Linked DNA regions of Mus musculus: region 1 is linked to region 2. A link is a contact called in ENCODE POLR2A ChIA-PET data. All regions are on one chromosome and are shown on one strand. Each heading gives the region's core, a stretch centred on a gene start or an enhancer-like site at or near the end of the contact. The rest is flanking DNA. Distances are from core to core; before and after follow the strand shown.

Region 1 (3,753 bases), core at 412-2,911, 230 kb after region 2:
CCAAACAATTTAGAGTTAAAGACACACTATCCTTTCCCCACCCGGTGCGGATCAATACCTGTAACTTTCTTTTGGGGTTCCAAAAGTTCATTGCTTCTTAATTGCAATTCCTTTGCCACATCCATTAGAGTAAGAAGTCCCAGTCAGCACAACAACAGTTGCACTGAATGTTTTTCTCTATGAGGATAGTGCATCTTTAACATTTAAAGACAAACCTGCTCCAATACACGCCCACAGAAACTGGTCCCTGGAGGATCAGCCAAATCAGTTAAAATCTGCAATACTGGCCAATATTCTTTGATAAAACAGGAGACCGCAGCTTTAAAGGGGGAAAATGCAGACGTTGGATAAAAACAGCAAGAAATAGTCATTTTCATTAATAGGTCTCAAACAGCATGAAACAGCCATTACTATCTAAGCTTTACACAATCCTCTCTGCAGACCCCTCTTCAGCATCACTCCCAAAGCTGAGTAACTTCAGAGCAGTAGTACTCTTAACACCAGGAGTCTTTATGCTAACAAGGCTCAAAAAACCTACTCCATACCCCACGGGAGTTAGGGCGTGTCTCAGATTCCCGCAGACATTACCATTTTCTTAGGAAGAAACTGCTCCCTCTTCTTCTGGAGACTTGGGTGGGCTCTTGGACCGCGACCTAGACTTGGACTCTCGCTTCGACACGGGCGGAGGGCTTCTCGATCGCGACCTGGACCTTGACCTCGAGCGGGATCTGGAGACGGAGGAGGACTTGGACTTGGATCTTCGGGCAGATCTGGACTTGGAGGTTGATCTGGAGCGCGAGCGAGTGCGGGACCGAGACTTGGAGCGGCTGTAGCGGGAGCGGCTTCGCGACCTGGACCGACTCCGGCTTCGAGATCGGCTGCGCCGGCGTCGCCGAGGGCTGCGAGTGGGACGTGAACGAAGCGACAGGGTGAGCTTGCAGGCCGCCGGTCCCGCCCCGCCCGCCCCGCCGCCATTATCTGGCTGCCAGGCGCCATTTCCCTTGCCGCGAGGCGGGGTCTCGCACGGAGTGGCCCGGCCCTGCTGCCACCCCGGCCGCGAGGGAGGGGCTGGCTCCACGTGCTCCGCGTACCTTTGTGCCCGTCCGCCTCCCGCTCCGCCCCGGGCCCCGCTCACCTGCGGCTCCGCCGCCCGTAGCCGCCGCCGCCGTACCGACGGGGTGGCGGGCCCCGGCGGCTGTGGTGCGAGTCGGGCGGGCGGCCGTAGCGCGCCATCTGCACCCGCAGCTCGCGGCCGTCGAGCACCGCCCCGTCCATGGCGTCCATGGCGTCTTCGGCGTCGCGCTTGTCGTGGAACCGGACGAAGGCGAAGCCCCGGGACTCCTTGGTGTAGCGGTCCCGCGGAATGTACACGTCGCCGACGCGCCCGTATTTCTCGAAGACGCGCCTCAGGGTGTCGGGCGAGGTGCGGTAGGTCAGGTTGTCCACCTTGAGGGAGGTCATGCCCTCCACATCGGGAGGCGGGCGGCCGTAGCTCATGGCTGCGAAGCGGCGCCGAGACCCTAACGCCCCGGACAGGCCCTCGCTCTCCGGAAACGCAGCTCCGTCAGGCGCTCGGTAGCTACAGTCCTCGTGGGTAGGGAGGGAGCCGCAAGGCCGCCGCAGAGCACCCGAACCTGACGGACGCCTGAGCAGCAACTAAGCGAGCGGGCGGGCCCCAGCGCGCATTTATACCCACCCTTACAAAATGGCGCCCGCGCCACCCGGAAATGAATCTCCTGATTGGCCCATTCGGCCGTGTTGCGTAACGTCGCCGCCGCGCGCCCCGCCCCTCCCAGGTGCGCCTGCGCACCGCGCGGCGGGCGGGCGGAAAGCGCGCAGTCACTGCGGTGGGGCGGGGGAGCAGCCAGAGAAGGCAGTTAGAAAGCCCGCCAAATGCTCTACCGTGGGTGCGTCCGCGAGAGCGCGGGGAAGGGGAAGAACGAGGCTCTATGGAGGGAGAAAGAGGAAGCGCGCCCCACCAGAGCCCCGCCCCTTCCCCACGCCAATGCCCGGGCTCCACGCGCCGTTCCGCCCAGCCTTCAGTCCCGCCTGTCAGAGCCGGTTCTTGCGCTCTCTTTTGCCTCTCTGTGTCCCGGGGCCACCTCACGTTCCCCTCTCCCGCCGCTCCTGACTGAGGCTCGCTGCCTTGGTTTCACTTCTCGGGGCCTTTGCTCTCTACGAAGGGACGGGTAGTGTAGACCTAAAGTACGCGCTAGCCACAGCGTGCGGCCGTACCCTCCCCTCCCCCCACGGGGCGCCGGGACTACATTTCCCGGCGGGCGCTGCGACCAGACTCTGGTCAGCTGACCGGTCTCGTGATCTGCTGTGAGTCAGGCCGGGAGGGCGGGCCCCAGCAGCTGCTACTGCTCGTCCTTGCCCCGGATCCCGTTCCCTGCAACTGGAGTTGCGGCGGGTAGACCCCGGGTCTCCTCTGCACTCGGTCGCGTCCCCGGAGGGTCCCGACTGTACCGGTGGGGAGAGATTTCCCTTAAACCCACGATTCCCATCCCAAGATTGGAAATCGGCAGTCTGGCTTCGTGGTTCTCTCATCTGGTTTCTTCCCTCAGGGCTGTCAGGGGGTTCGACTGGAGGAGAAGAGGTGACTGTCCTGGGCCGCTGCTGGCCTCTGAGCAAGCGGAGCCAAAATGTCCCCGGAGTCTAAAAAGCTTTTCAACATCGTTATTTTAGGAGTTGCCTTTATGTTTATGTTCACCGCCTTTCAGACTTGTGGAAATGTGGCGGTGAGTTGGAATCTGTACTCCTTCCTTTGAATGCCCGTCTGAATGCATTCCAGCTGTGACAATAAACGTTTATGTCCGCTACCACGCCAAGATTGCACCTCCTGTTTTTCAGCCTACCCTTTCTCGTTTTCTTAATTTTGTGTATCAGATATTTCGCGTTTACGTGGTGTTAAACACTTTCGTTTAATACTCAGATGCGGCTTGCAATTTGAGTATGGACCATAGTTACTTTAATTTTTGTGAATGTTAAACTCTGTATTTAGTGCTTGGGTGGCTTGTGGGTACAGTTGATTATCTGTTTCCCCATCTCGAGTATATCTTCTGCGGCAATTGAGTCGGTTTTTTTCTCCTCTCATGGTGGGCTTGGGTGAGAGGTGTGGATCATAACATTTTTTTTGAGTATTTAGACTTTCCTGCGGGGAGGGAGATGGCAAGACATTTTTGTTGATTAGTTTTATCTTCCACACAGCAAACTGTCATCAGGAGCTTAAATAGCACAGATTTTCATGGCAGTGGATATACCAGGTATTGTACTGTGTGCATGACTTTATTTTGCATGTCATAGTTCCATCCATCTCAGGAAAACCAGCAATAACATGTTGTAACTGAAGAGTAGCCATGATTGTGTCAAATCTGTCTCTCTTTTTCTGAGGTTTGAGCCACCCAGGTAGATCAGTAGATACAGACCCATACCTCCCAGAGTACGTGGATTAATCCTCAGAACCTACGTGGTGGAAGAAGAGAACCAGCTCCTGCAGGTTTTCATGTGTCTTCCACGCAGGAGAACACTCTCCTACCATACAAACATAAATTTTAAAATGTAGTAATAAAGTTACAGAGCAGGCATGGGGGTGCATGCCGTGAATCCCAAAATAAATAAGCGTGATGGTAAATTCTTTTACGATGATGACTAAAGGTCTTCTGTAGAATTAGGAGGCTTTGGGATTGAAAGCCTGGCTTCAGAACTGGGATGCTTTGCTACGTTCAGCAAGTTAGCTCTGTGACCCCAGGT
Region 2 (4,072 bases), core at 766-3,265:
CTCACTCTGTTACTGAGGGTGACAAACTCTTGACTCTCCTGCCACTACCTGCCAATGCTGGGACATCAAAGCACACACCACCAAGTCTAGCTACACATCAGGGTTTTATGGTTAAAAAGACCAAAATCAATCAACCAACCAACCAACCCGAGACTCCTGCCCCGCCCCCAGTCCCACCACTCCCTTCTCACCCCACCAGGGCTCTCAAGCAAGAAGTGTCCAAAACTAGACAGGACAAAGGGAGATGGAAATGTTAGTTGCCGGAAGAGAGGATTCTGGCCCTGACCTACCCAGCCAGCAACAGCCTCACCTCCATTCCCAGAAAGCTAAGAGTACAGCCCAGGAGCCCAACTCCGCGGTTTTGGGGGACCCCGTGGGTGGAAAGCTCTTTACCAGCCTCCATCCTTTACTGTCACTCAGCAAATACTACAGCAGGGCCTGAGCTCACCCTGACCAGGATTCCTACCGCCCCAGGGGCAACCCATCCTGTTGGAAGGAAAGAGAGGAGCCACAGGGAATCAGTGGACCCGTTATTCCTTGGATGTTACTTTCCTGGTGTAAATAGCTAGGGGAGTCAGTTCTGTGTTCAGAAGGAAAATTCCAGTTGGTCACATGGCATTCCGCTATCCGGGAGACCTCAGCTCATCCAGCTTTGGGAAACTCCATGGGAACAGAGCTTGGTCCTGCCCTTCCTCCATCCCCAGGGCTACTCTGGCTTACCTTGAGCTTATCCTGTGTCTGAAGCTATCCTGGGTAAAGTACTACAGACCTGTGCTTCGAGAGAGCCACTGTTCCCAGCTTCTCCTCCACAGGGCCAGTGGCCAGCCAGGGCGAAGCCTGCCCACCTATCTCTTTATCTCTCACTGAGATTCGTCCTGGCCCTTCCCAGCCCCTGGAGAAACTTAGGTAGGGAGAGAAATTCACAAGAAGTACCCTAGTGGGCTGGTGGTCATAGGACGGTCACTCAATGTTGACTTTTGAGGGGCCAGATTCTGTACTGTGGGGCAGACCTGTGATGGCCAAGTGTCTCCAGGGATTGTCAAATATCCTTAGCGGGCAAAAGCACCCCTAAGCTGAGAACCACTGCTTGAAACCAAGTTTCATTTTCTTCTCCCTGACTACAATCACAACAGCACAACATAGATGCTGGGGACAGTATTTCACCACAAGATGTCACCCACACTGGAACCCCCAATGCAGCTGGTTGAGAAACAGCAACCGCTCCACCTATGAGGCAATCCCTCAGGTACACCTCACCTTCGCTCTCTATGTCCCGGCCCTACAGACTCGCGGCTCGGTGTTTCCTGGAGTTGAATCAAGGTATGGACCTGGCTTCCCTTCTGCCCTGGGGTTGTGGTAGAGACCTGGGCCCTACAGACCTTTCGCTCCCTAACTTTCAATCCAATGCAGAAACATCAGCTGGGGGCCCAACTCTCCAAACCCCTCGGTCCTTAAGCCAGGACTCCTGAGTACACTTTCTGAGCCGCGGACTACTCTGGCGGTGTGAGCCTTCCCCATCCCCCACCCCCGCACCTGTTACTACCACGGCGGCGAAGCTCCACGCACAAAACGCTGCCCGAGGACTTTGGAAGTTCACCCGGGAGACAGGGGAATATAGTCTTAAGGTCTAAAAGGGATTTCTGGTTGGAGGCGGAGTCGCATGTTCCAACACTGGGCAGTGCCCTCTCTTCCTCTCTGGGCTTTTAAACTTTTGCGCAAACCACGCGCCCAGACATCTGGTGACTGTGCCCCGGGGAACCCCTTTAGGCGTCCTGGTCCCAGCAGAGGCCAAGGATCTGCGGGAGGGATCCAGCGGTCCCGCGGGCACAGAGTCCAGCCTCGGCCTCTAGGGCGCTCTGCGGGGCGCACAGCCCCCGACCTTCCCCGCGGCCGAACGGGGCAGCCCCGTGAATCCCTGGCCACCCGCGGCCTAGCGGACCCGAGCTCCGCCGCACCCAATTCCCCGTGCTCACCTCTCGGAGGCCCCACGTCCCGGGAAGCGGCTGAGAGCAGAGTGGGCAGCGGCGGGGCGGCGGCTACAAGGCTGAGCGCCAGCGCTCCGCCTCTTCCCTACCTGCGCGAGGGCGCAGGGGCGGGGACTGGGTGTGGGCGGGGCCTCATTGAGGCGGGGCTTCTTGGTGTGTGGGCGGTGCTTCGGGGGGCGTGGTCGGCCCGCGGCTTCTGCCTGGGCTTGTAGCTCCTGCTGCTCCACTTATGGCCACATTTAAACACTTGCCTAGCACACAGATCTTAGGTTCGATCTCCAGCAACACACGCGCTCACACGGACACACCCCCATAACAACCAAGCAAAAACCACTCAATTTCCCCTTCTCTTTCTCGTGTGACCTCAGGCTCCTTTGACTCCAGGAGCCTCGACTAGGCTTGCATCCTTTCCAGAATCCCCGATCGATCGCTGCAGCTACATCGTCTAGGAAGCCTTGGCCTTCTCTAGCTGCTGTCTCTCCTTCGTCCATTAGAATGATCTCTCCTCAGGCCTGGCATCCCTTCTAGGCCAGACCGGGTCCTTGCTGGAAGTTGGGTCTTGTCCCCTTAACCACCCCAGGACTAAACACAGAGCAGTTGGAAAGGCAACCGAGGTATATGCTAGTTCTTGGGACTGTCCCTTAGGAAACTGTGAATGTTGCTCTGCACCCAAGGACACAGAGGCTTCTTGCTAAGGCTGAAAGCTGGCTCTCACAGTAACTGGCAATAGATGCAGAGGAAGGCCCTCCACATCTCCGTGTCATGAACAGCCCCCAGGCCCAGGCTTTGGATACTCTAGCCTGGCCAATACTGACCAAGTAACTTGCTTTGTTGGCTGTAATGAGAAATAACTATATATGACTCCAGCTAACAGAGCCGGGGGTTCAAATCCTGATCTGCCATTGACTGCTCCTGTGGTCTTAGATGAATCCCCTAAGCCTCCTCGGTCTCAGCTTTCCCCTCTCTGTGTGGTAGCAGTAACAGGGAGCATTTGTGGGGCCCCTGGCTCTAACTAGCAGCTGCTGTTATCTTTGCTATTATTAGTAGTGGTGACGGCCGGCCCTCCCTCAAGTTTAAGCCACAGGCTTTTATCCTCCTTAGCCCACGTCTCTAGCCACCTTGAGCCCATAGGAGCTGGGCTGTGCCTCCTCATCTCCCTCCTGGACCCAGATATCCCTCCCTTAACTCGGCTCTGGGTGGTGCCATCTTGTGATGTTCTTACCCACTTCCTGGTAGAGTACCACTCTTCATGTTCGCGTACCTAGCCCTGTACGAAGGCCTACATTTATGACACCCTGTCCAACACTCCCATGCTCCCACCTACGAGCACTCGCCGGACCTGTCAGCTCCTGAACAAGAACAGCAGGCCGGAGAAGGGCAGGGGGTGCCACTGATACAGATGCCTAGGGCCTGGGTTAGCCCCTCACTTGGGATTTGATGTGGAAACTTACGGCAGGCAGGAAATGGCAGAGGAACGAACTAGACCTGTACCCCCAGGTCTGGAGTCCCTATCCTCAGCCCCTGCACCAATGGCCTCAGTCTTTCTTTCTGAAGTCCTCGCCCAGCCAGAGAGTATGGAGAGACCACCACCAGGGGGCGCTGCAGCAGAGCTGCTTTCAGAGGTGAGCCAGGTCTCTGGGCTCTTGTTGCTCTTAACCACCCTGCCCCCAGTCTGCCACGTTGGTGGGTTGGGTAGAGCAGAGGTTAAAAGCACTGACTGCTCTTCCAGAGGTCCTGAGTTCAACTCCCAGCAACCACATGGTGGCTCACAACCATCTGTAATGGGATCTGATACCCTCTTCTGGTGTGTCTGACAGCTATAGTGGACTCATATAAATAAAAGAATTTTTAAAATTTATTTTATTTTTTTATTTTCAAGATAGTGTTTCTCTGTGTAGCCCTGGCTGTCCTGAAACTCACTCTGTAGACCAGGCTGGCCTCCAACTCAGAAATCCTCCTGCCTCCCAAGTGCTGGGATTAAAGGTGTGTGCCACCACTGCCCGGCAATAAATAAATCTTAAAAAAAAAAAAAAAAAAGTGGGGCAGGGGAAATAATTATATGGTTGGAAGCTTTTGCTGATGTTGCA

What was found. ChIA-PET counts read pairs that join two places held with the same protein, here RNA polymerase II (POLR2A).
Region 1: POLR2A ChIA-PET joins it to region 2 with 12 read pairs in Patski. The contact joins the promoter of Srsf2 here to the promoter of Rhbdf2 in region 2. POLR2A ChIA-PET finds 5 or more read pairs at or near these places in 2 of 5 experiments (Patski and embryonic stem cell).

The regions. Positions count from the first base shown.
Region 1 is chr11:116,851,433-116,855,185 of GRCm38, forward strand. It overlaps Srsf2 (serine and arginine-rich splicing factor 2), which reads right to left and starts at 1,662. Exons shown (of 3, transcript NM_011358.2): 1 at 1,136-1,662; 2 at 589-899. The coding sequence starts at 1,497. The coding sequence ends at 596. It overlaps Mfsd11 (major facilitator superfamily domain containing 11), which reads left to right and starts at 2,568. Exons shown (of 13, transcript NM_178620.4): 1 at 2,568-2,741; 2 at 3,211-3,266. The coding sequence starts at 2,646.
Region 2 is chr11:116,622,205-116,626,276 of GRCm38, forward strand. Rhbdf2 (rhomboid 5 homolog 2) reads right to left here and starts at 2,016. Exons shown (of 19, transcript NM_001167680.2): 1 at 1,974-2,016.